2 separate regions of the Homo sapiens genome follow, and region 1 is linked to region 2. Evidence: chromatin loops called from intact Hi-C (ENCODE). Cell type or tissue: K562. All regions are shown on one strand. Links, peaks and the distances in the headings refer to the core of each region. The heading gives the core; the rest is flanking DNA.

Region 1 (5,393 bases), core at 163-5,162, 78 kb after region 2:
TAATGAGCTCAATAAAAAATGACATCAAATAACACATCATAGAATCGTGTTGGGTGTTCACATCCATGGGGCATGGGGAATGTAAGCACCCATGGGCATGGATGCTTCCCAGCTTGTTTTAATGGTAGGAGTGAATATTGTATTGAACACTTCTGTATAAATGGAAAGTTAACCAGTTTTATTTTCTCACAGTCGTTGAGGGAATGAATGATCCATTCACTCCATTTATTCATTCACTTATTTGAAAATATTTGTTAAGCACGTGGCTAGGATGGGGAATAAGACAGATGTAGGACCTGTCCTAATGGAACTTTAAAATCCAGAGTGATAGCTGCCAAGTTAGGAAAACTCTAGGATACTAAAGAAAAGAACAGCAGATCTAATTTATCTTATCAAGGAATATATACTTCAGTGTGAAGAAACGGGATAATATATTAAATATTGGAGAACCACATAGAATAGTTATGTAAAATTATATAACAGACTAGATCCCACATTTTTAACAAACATATTTGGTGATCAGGCAAGTTCTTTATTTAAATCAACTCTCCAGTGTATTTCCTCTCATTACCCTATTATCTGTAATCTTCAGTTACCTACTGGGCACTCTACTTATATTCAGTATTTGCAAAACATGTCTCTTTATTTCTCCTCCAAACCAGGATTTTTTTCCTCTTGTGTTAAGGAGTATTACACCATCACTATCTGATTATGTAAGCTAGAAACCTTTAGCCTCTTACTTTTAATAACCAAGCCGGACATTTCTTTCATCACCCTTAATGTTAGCCACTCTCTCTATTCCAGTGCCCTGACCTCCTCCTTGTTATTCCAGGAGGCTCGCTCCTGCATGTTATTTAGGATGCTTCCTAGAGTGCATCTCCTTAGGAAAGCCTTTACTGATGGTCATTACCTCTCCACAATTTGTATAGCCAGAGCAGTCTGGCCACTCAGTAAATATGTGATGGATAAAGGGTTGAAATAAAACTATTCACTTTTGTATAGTTCTTCTTTGTACCACTTATATTCTTTTATATTTCCAACACAGATTCTAATAAGTACAATTAACACAAAAACACTGAGTCACATACTAATCTTAAGATGATTCAAAATCAGTGTGGAGTAAGTGAAAAAGTAGAGGCTTTAGGCCCAGATCAACTTGAATTTGAAACTCATCTTTACCTCTTAGTAACTGCTGTTGTCTCAGCATTTAACCAAACCTCTTGTGCTTTAATTTCTTAACCAGTAAAATGAGGATAATAAGTCGTATCTCTTAGGGGTGGTGGTAGTGATGTGTGTAGAGAACCTTGCACGATACGTGGTTTTCTATCTTCCTTTAAAATATTACCATCAACATTACAATATTATGGTGATTAAAGGATTCCATTATCAAAAAGTGATCATGGAAAGCCATGGATTTAAATGAACTGTTTTGTTTTTGTTTTTGTTTTTGTTTTCTTTGAGACGGAGTCTCTCTCTGTCGCCCAGGCTGGAGTGCAGTGGTGCGATCTCGGCTCACTGCAAGCTGTGCCTCCTGGGTTCACGCCATTCTCCTGCCTCAGCCTCCCAAGTAACTGGGACTACAGGCACCTGCCACCATGCCTGGCAAATTTTTTCGTATTTTTAGTGTTAGCCAAGATGGTCTCGATCTCCTGACCTCGTGATCCGCCCGCCTCAGCCTCCCAGAGTGCTGGGATTACAGGCATGAGCCACCGTGCCCAGCCTAAAGGAACTGGTTTTATATCTTCTGTATTTGGTTATATTTAGAGTAATCTTCCTTATTTTGAGAATAATAGTGATTTATAGTGGTACTTTATTTATTTCTTTATCTTCTCACTTTACAACCATCTTTTTCTTGGCCAATAAGCATTAAAAACTGAGTTAATTAAGAATAAGAAAAAATAAAAGATTGTTAGTATAATAATGAACATGCAGTGAGTCACCAAATTGCTGAAAGATAAAGTACAAACTTCTTATCCTGCATCTGGATACTTCTGGGTCTGAGGAGGGCCACCGTTTCAGTTTTATCTGATTATTCATTTTTTTCCAAACGCTAACTGCTAGCCCTCTCTGACTAATTCAAATAGCACTGATCCTTTTAGTCCCGAGAACTCAGGACCTGGGCCTCTTCTGCCACCCCTGATAATTCTGAGACTTCCTGGTTTTTCACTGCTCTTAGTTCTCTTTTCTTCCACTGAGTGGCCATAGCACTTAGTGCCTCTGCCTTCATTCGTAATCAATCTCACACTGCTTTGTGACATTTCTTGTGCAGGAGAGAGCAGTTACTTATCTTTTTTATTGTTATTTAATGTTTCCTGTATTTACGGCTTATTTCACCAATTATATTGTCAGTTCTTTTAGAACGGGGTGATATCTTATACTTCTTAAATTGCCAAGTCAAAAGATTTTACAGTGTTCTGATTTGTTGACTTATTGATAGAATGTCTAAAAACAGATATATCTACAAATGTTCTGGTTCATATTACCTTGGACCTTGTAAGAATACTCTTAATAATGAACTCCAGTCCCAAAAGAAATAAACACATACATGAAAAAATGTTTAAATGTATGCAATAAAAATTTCAATGTATTTATAGATTTTTTAAAATAGTAGGCTCACCCTCTCTTCTTGTATCTTCCTTTCTTGTTAGAAACATAATTACAAAGTGTCTTTTATGGATTAAGCACTGTGCCAGATACCAAGAGTTAAAAGACTCAGCGTTTGCAGGAATAATTTAAGAGACACCTGAATTTAAGTGACACCTTTAGCTAAAGAAGCTCAATAGGCATTATGGAATTTGTTTCCTTAAACATCCGTAAGACAGTTCAGAGTGCTGATGATGGCAGCAAGGATAGATGTTAAGAAAACAGCCTTATGTTGGAGATACTGCTCAGTGGCAGGTTGTGCCTACAGTCTTTGATTCCCTACCTTCTTGACAGGTGTTCTGTATATAGTGCTTTTTTGTATACAGTGCTCTCCTGGCCATCGTGATAAGCACAGGAAAGGAAAATTACATGATGGAAGAAAGTAAAACTGTCCGATTGATGCCACATGATGAGACAGCTTTTGGGAAACTGGCTACTCTATTTATAAACAGCCTGTAAATTACCACCACAAGAACCTGGGAGATTAAATGACTGTGTTTCCTTTTCCTTCAGATAAGACTTCCATCTTGTATTTTTAATTGTTTCAGCAAAGGGAAACATTTTGTTAGGCAGTGTTCTTGTAAGTTTTTGAATATCCATAGCATTTAAACATGCAGTAGAAATGGTCCAATTAAGATTAAGTAGCTGACAACTAAAGCAAATTGTGTTAAAATGAATTTTGTATATTGATGATTAATGAATATTAGAACTCAGTTATCTCTCTACACAAGTTTTATGAATTAAAAAATATGTTGAAACCAAAGACTTTTGAAATGCTTGGGAGTAATTTTCATTTATGTGTGTATGTATCATTGAGTTTCTGTTGTAATTAAAACTCTGTCAAGGTGCTTTGGAAGTGATAAAGGGAAGAAAGCAATAGCTGTCCTCTCTTTCGCTTCTCATATCCAGTTTTATCAGCAAACCCTGACAGTTATCAGTACACCCAGTCAGGCCACTTGGTAACACTCTCACAATATTAGCATCTTAGCCCAAGACAGTGTCATTTTTTTTCTTCTTGCTGTCTTCTTCCACTCATGACTCCTTGCAGTCTGCTTTCCATATGGTAGTCAGAGTAAAGTTTTCTGGTATTAAAAAGTAATTTAAATATGCATGAATTACATAAACAAAAGAAATATAAGAGATTAATACAGAGAAGATTTCAAAACTTTATGGACATGAGTATAAAAATCATGCCCTAGTTGGAGATATTATGACTTACCATATCATGAAGCGTAATAAAAAATCATACCTTTTAGAAATAATTTTTAACATGGCAAAACAACATGGTGTTAAAAGCAAGAAATGAAAGTATGCAATAATGTATTTCTGTTACAAAGTGGAAAGAATAAAATAAAATATACCTAATGTACATATAAGATTTTGTCACTTCCCTGCTTAAAATCCTTCCAGCTCTTCCTATTGTTCTTACCACAAAACCAAGATTATTTTCATGTCTTACCTTTGAATCTTCACCCTTATTTTTGGCCACTCTCCCATTGGCTCCAACCTCCTTGGTCTTCGTTCAGTTCCTCAACCTGTCATTCTTCTTCTTGCCTCAGCTACTTTGTTTTCCATTTTATGTCTGTAATTTAGCATAGTGCCTTGCAAATAATAGGTGCTCAGCACATGCTTAGAGCACCAAAATGCAAATAGTAGCTATCTCTCTTTGGAATAGTTATGGGTGATATTCACTTTATTTGTATTTTTTGTGCTTAAAACATTTTCCATAGTGAATGTGTATTTTCTAATTCTCAGAAGGAAAAGAAAAAATAATGCCATTCCAGAACTGGAGAGCTGGGTAGGTGAAATTCATCTAGGCAGGAGGAACATGGAAATTAGGTTATCACAAGCGGGTCAAGGGTCTGTTCAGGAAAATCAGTTAAGCAGGTAATTGTATTCAGGAAACATGGGTGTCAGGTTAGGGAAAGCTGGTTCATCCAGAACTGTGCTTTCCAATACAGTAGCCACTAACCACATATGGCTAGTCGATTTAAATTTAAATTTAATCAAATTAAATTTAAAAGTTAGTTCCTCAGGAGTACTAGCTACATTTCAAGTGCTCGATAGCCATATGTAGCTAGTCATATGTGGACAGTACAGATATAGAACATTTTCATCATCATAGAAAATACTGCATCACAGAAAATACAGGATCCTAGAGAGTAGATATCAAGGAACAGGAATGCATGAGAGGGAAGAAAAGAACCAAGGCTTAGGTAATGAGTCTTAGCAACATGAATCTAGACCAGGAGTTTAGGTATTGAGCAAAGTGACACAGCTAGAAGAATTTACTCTTTTGTCAAAGGCCTCCTGAAGCCATGCAAGAAATTGTGTATGAGTGGTAACACAGCCCAAACTGGTGTCTGTGTTAAATTGTATACACTATCTCATTATGTCATAAATAGCTTCAGGAGAGGAGAGGGGCCTACTGAAAAGATTTCATGGGGCAAGAGTGAGGTGACCTAGCCCATGAAGAATCATTACTAAAATGTATGGGCAGTGGCTGGAATATTGAATGCCTGCCTTCTGTTACTCATTTCACTTCCCTTCTGTACCATTTAAGATATAAAAGTGTGCATCTTAATGGTAATGGTCACACTACTACTGCCCTTAGGTATATTTCAGCTTTTCTTTTTACATATTAAGTAAATAGGGTAAAAGGCAAACAACTGATTTATTTAAATTGAGCAGAAAATAATAAAATCTTTAATCTCGAATTTCATTGTGTTTAACTGTTTCGGATTCTTTAA
Region 2 (5,393 bases), core at 162-5,161:
AATAAAGGATGTGCATTTAAAATATTTTTCCTTTGAAATAAAAAATGCAAGGTAAAACACAGAAGTGTTTTTAAGTTTACCAATTCTTGCAAAATTATAGTTAGTGCCCTACCATTAGGAGTGTGAAAATGTGGCATAATGAATTTTAAAGAGATGATTTGAGCAGGAGACTAGATTTTCACTATGAGCAAGCATTCGATGAAATTTCGTAGAATGTTCCTCACAATGTAAATATGTTTTCTGTTGTATTAAGCAAAACAAATGATTTACTTTCAGGTGATCTATTTTTAAAATTAGATTTTTTAGAGTGATCTATTTTAAAAATTAGTTTTGCAATCAAGATAAGAACAGTTAATAGTCAGAATATGTTTTTATAGAAGGAGATTGATATTATTTTGACTGATCTTTATTTTAAAAATTGTCAATGATTTTTGGCAATAAGAAAATTACTTTGAGAAGAAAAACTCATGTATTTTTGTAACAGTGTAACAAATGTGACTGAAAAGGAAGTAAACAGTGGCTCATGTTTGAATTATTAATGTGAAACATTTTTATATGCCATATATACTGGGAAATACATCTATTATGGGTACTTTAAGATAAAATTGTGCAATCTAACAGTTGTTTCTTTTGCGGGGATTTATTTTTAATTTAGAAAACACTTTAAAATTATTAAAAGGATTTGTAAAACAGAGGTGTATCAGCAGTATGCATTAAATAAACTCACCTGTTATTTTCTCTCATTCAGAACAGGCTCAGCAACATATTGGTTCACTACTTTAGCAAAACAAACAAATATTCAAATTGCTTTGTATGCATAATACACATGTAATAAATGCTACAGTTCCCCATTGCTCCCAATGCTATCTTTTTAAACTTGCAAAGTGGCTTTTTTTATGCAGAGCTACTAAAATGAATCTGGGTGGGATGCCTGTTAAGTTATATGAATTAAATCTTTAGGTCAACATTTTAAACTTCTGAATTCTGACAGTTTTGCGAAGGCATGCCAGCGAAACTTTTTTCACTTGATCCAGTTAAGTTCATGACTGTCTTGAATCCCCTGTGCCAAGGTCTGATAATGTTAACATTAGCGAGTAAAGATAACACACACACACACACACACACACACACACACACACACACACACACACACCTCTTTCATTCTGTGTATAGTGAATAATGTTTATTGCATATTAACCACTATTCAGTGACTTTAAATACACTTTCTGCAGTGGTTTAATTTTTATTTGCAGTGAAACCCTTTATTTTTTCTGTGGTAAGAATATATCTTTTAGTGATTTAGGACAATGTGAATTGTCCTATTTATTTATTCTAACTACACACAGAGGCATAGGAGAAATATTTAAGAGCCATAATGTTTAAGCAGTTTTTTGGTAAATACGGTTGAGTTTTTCATTTTTGTAGAATAGAATTTATAGACAATAAATTGTATAGTTTTAATTCAGAACACATAGCAAAGCTATTATCTTTTTAGTTTGACATTATATATTTTTTAGGAATATAATATAGTAACTTAATCATTATATTTGTAAAAACATGGAGAAAAATTTATTAAGAGATAACAGCAAAATTGAATAAACACTGTTGATTATTTTAACTAGGATTTTACTATATTAAGTATCAAGTTTATAATTATAACTAGTACTTCATTTCATTTGAATGTCAATATAGGTTTCAAACATGACTCTTGGGGAGATGATTTGAATGTCTTGTTTGATATCAAATATTGGTAATGTAATAACAAATAGTGATTTTTAAGTTTATGTGGTCAAAATGAGTAATCTTCCCTTAACCATATGGTACATACTTTAGTGTCAAAATTCAATAGATAGTATTGCATGAAAGAGTACATGTTAATTCAGTTGTTTGATTTTTCCTCTTAATTTTTGATACGTTTTAATTTCTCCCACCCTCTGACATATTATTCTGTAGAATACTTTTACAAGTATTTCATATGTTTTCTATGGCATCTCACACTGCTCACTTTTTATCTATAGTACCATATGAGTTCCTCTTTTTTAGGTTTACACTGCATATTTTAAGCTGCTGATAGTGTAAGTAGATTGCAAGGTAAAGTGACATTTAGCTTTTTGAGTTAGCTTCATTTTTAGCATGAGAACAGGTTTTTTTTCCCTGTCCTAAATCTTCTCATATTTCCCATTAAAACAATCTTACTAACATTGAACAAAGAAATTCAGGGATTTGGCTAAAGCAGCAATTGAAATGCATCAAAAAGTGGCTACTACAATACAATTTTATTAATGAATGATCTACATTGGTTCCAGCTGTGTCCATGTGATTAGGCCTTCACCAGGCAACAATGGGTATTTCCCTATTGCTTTTATTTGATTTCCAAGAATGTGTCATCTGTTACATCAGCCTCTGCCAATATGCCCCTGTAAAAGTGTTTTTTTTTCCTTCTAAATTTCTGAAGCATAAGTTGAATACCCACACATAGCCCTGCTGAAATATTGTTTCTATTGAATGGTGGCCTAGGTTTGTATGCCTGGTGTTGCATACCAAAATCTCAGAATGTAAATTAAAGTAAATGTTTATTAAGTTTATCAGTAAATTTTTGGAAGTGTGGTTGCCTGGTAATGCTAAAGATAGACTATTTTAGCTTTTACATTTTCATCTTAATATTTTATTACAGTGGTATAATGTGTTATAGAGGTGGACAAGCCTGCAGATTGAAGTGGGGATCGTCCAGATTGTTCCCTTCCCTGGACCATATGGTATAGTTCTAAAAGCCTTTTGTACGCTGTCTGTTCAGTTTATTGTAAACTCAATCTTTAGTGCGCCTAAAAAGATAACCAAATAAAAGTGAGCCTGAGAAAACGGACTTCATATCATATAGGGACCCCAGATATATATTTTTGAAAGGAGATAACTGAAAATGAAATTGAAGTTGAGATGATATTATAAACAAGGGAGATTTGTCATTCTCTGAATTTTTTTTATATCACATGGATTTTCATAGATTGTCTTTGAATACTGCTTTTAAAATGAAAGCATTTATGTTATGTGACTATAGTTATTATGCTTATTTATCCCATTCTTAGGGTTTCAGGAAAAAGAATGTAGCATTGTTCTGTTTTACAGAGGAAGCCTCTACCTGTGACTGATGGTAAGGAATATATAAACTACAGGTTTTATGAATATGTGGATTTTTTGACTTACCTTCGTGACAATTTAGGCTAGATAACTCAGTAATTTCATTCTGTGAGGAATTACCTATACCCAGAGTTGAAAGGTTTCTAATTCTTATTTGTTTTCCTTTCTTCCCCCCACGCCTAACTTAATATGTTTCTATAATTCTATTTTAGGAAAATAGAGTAAGAGATTGCTTATCCTATATGCTAAGATCCTTTAGAAGCAGGAATGAGTGATTGCTCCTGACTCTCACTCTCCTTCCCTCCAAAGTAAGCCACTGTTTGAGAAGAGCATTAGACATTACCCACTGCTTTTTGGCATAAGAGATTTGAAGTTGAAATCCTACCAAACTGGGGGATAAAAAGGAAAGCCTGTGAAGAACATGGTTCTTTACTCTATCATTACCCTGAACCACTGAAAGGGTAACTGAGAGGAACTCAAATGTTTTTGGAATGTGTAATTTTCCTTTGAATTGCCACAGTGAAATATATTTCAACAAAAAAGGCAGAACAAGTATATGTAGTGTACGGAGTTGATGGTGATTGAAATTAATGAATCTTTTCAGCACTATACAATAGGAATTATCCCAAGAATAGTACACATTTAAAATTTGTCTGAGAGAAACATACATAGAGAATGATTATTGTGTTATTATTACCTTAGGGAGATGACTAGAGATAGATGGAATATTAAATAATACAATAATGCTAGTGGTAAATTAGACACAAAGTATTTGTTGGGATATACACTTTTCAAATTCAAAAAGTTTTCTAAAACAGAACCATTGATTTCAAGTGTATGTGTGGAGTCTTCCCTATTTAAAAAATACTGTTGTTTTGTAATCTCTCATTTATTCTTTTTTTTTTGGATGGAGTCTTGCTTTGTCACCAAAGCTGGAGTGCAGTGGCGCGATCTTGGCTCACCACAACCTCCGCCTCCCGGGTTCAAGCAATTCTCTTGACTCAGCCTCATGAGTAGCTGGGATTACAGGCACATGCCATCACGCCCGGCTAATTTTGTATTTTTAGTAGAGACAGGGTTTCTCCATGTTGATCAGGCTCATCTCGAACTCCTGACCTCAGGTGATCCGCCTGCCTCAGCCTCCCAAAGTGCTGGGATTGCAGGCATGAGCCACTGCGCCTGGCCTTTCATTTATTCTTAAGCCACTTTCTAAGGTGCCCACAAAATTGAAAAGCATAGTTTACACTTTCACACAAATTAGATCCCTCCCGTTTTCTCTCCCCCCATTCTCCTTCTTTTCTCCTTTCTTCCTAACCTTCAGCTATTTACTTATATGTGTGTATTATATATATGAATGTTATATACCATACTATAGAAAAATGTTATTTTAATAGATTTGAGGGATTGAAGGTTCCACTTAAAATAAAAATCTTGTAATAACTATGCAACAAATGGATTTATATGGAGGAATTTGACCATGTTTATAGAAGTAATTCAGATTACAGAAAATTGTAAAAGTGTACATTCAAAATTCTTTTTTTTCTAGCTAGTAAGGACTGGATTATAGCTTAAGAAAGGAGGAACCATAAAGAGTCTAACTCAAGTATCTCTGTTTTAACGGTAAAAATGCCTCTGGCTCCAAGTAGTAGAAAATCTTACTGACATTAATTTAAATGAGTTAGTGTTTTATTTGTCTCATAAGAATCAGAAGGCAGTTAGTTCACAGGTAACTGATACTATCAGGGATCCAGGTAATGTCTTGCTTCCCCACCATCCTTAGCATGTTACTTTTGCCTCTTATTTCACTTTCAAGCAGGAAGAACAAAGGGAGAGCTCAGAAACTTCCTTCCCATGGATACTTTCTCTTTTTCTTTAGAAAGGGATGTTTACTCACAGGGACTTCTGTCTAATTCTCATTGGTCAAAAGTATGTCCCATATAACCACCTCTAGAATGAGGTAACAAATGTTTTCGCTTTCTAGCCCCTAGAGTGAGATAATGAGTGTTTTAGCTTTGTAGCCTCTTTTGGAGGAAGGCAAGGAGAATGGGAATTAGAATGAGTGTTGAATGAGCCATTCTAAAGTTATCTGCTGTACTTCCTTAATTCCTATGTACAGTTAGTTGTTTGGACTTTTGAAACTCTCTGGATACTTGGTTTATATAGTAACTTGCTATTGGTTGTCTTTTGAACAGTTAGTGCATATGTGTTGGTATTGTTATGTTTCCATGTCTGAGGACAGGAACTGTAATTGGGTCATC

What was found. Hi-C counts contacts between places; a loop is a spot of excess contacts. Peaks named below come from ENCODE experiments on the same cell type or tissue, not always from the same donor. Only the 100,000 strongest peaks of a DNase experiment are listed, where the experiment ranks them.
Region 1: it touches region 2 in a loop (2.0-fold over the local background); 1 of 110 quality-filtered maps calls a loop at or near these places.

Annotation. Positions count from the first base shown.
Region 1 is chr2:144,149,756-144,155,148 of GRCh38, reverse strand. The region is part of intron 4 of QTMAN (queuosine-tRNA mannosyltransferase); the gene reads left to right. Among named protein-coding and RNA genes, the nearest start is that of QTMAN, 180 kb to the left of the region's middle. In K562, for the core only: a CTCF peak has its summit at 2,179; DNase peaks (open chromatin) are centred at 2,148 and 3,578.
Region 2 is chr2:144,227,604-144,232,996 of GRCh38, reverse strand. All of the region lies in intron 2 of QTMAN (queuosine-tRNA mannosyltransferase), which reads left to right. Among named protein-coding and RNA genes, the nearest start is that of QTMAN, 100 kb to the left of the region's middle. In K562, for the core only: no CTCF peak of the experiment used is centred there; a DNase peak (open chromatin) is centred at 2,044.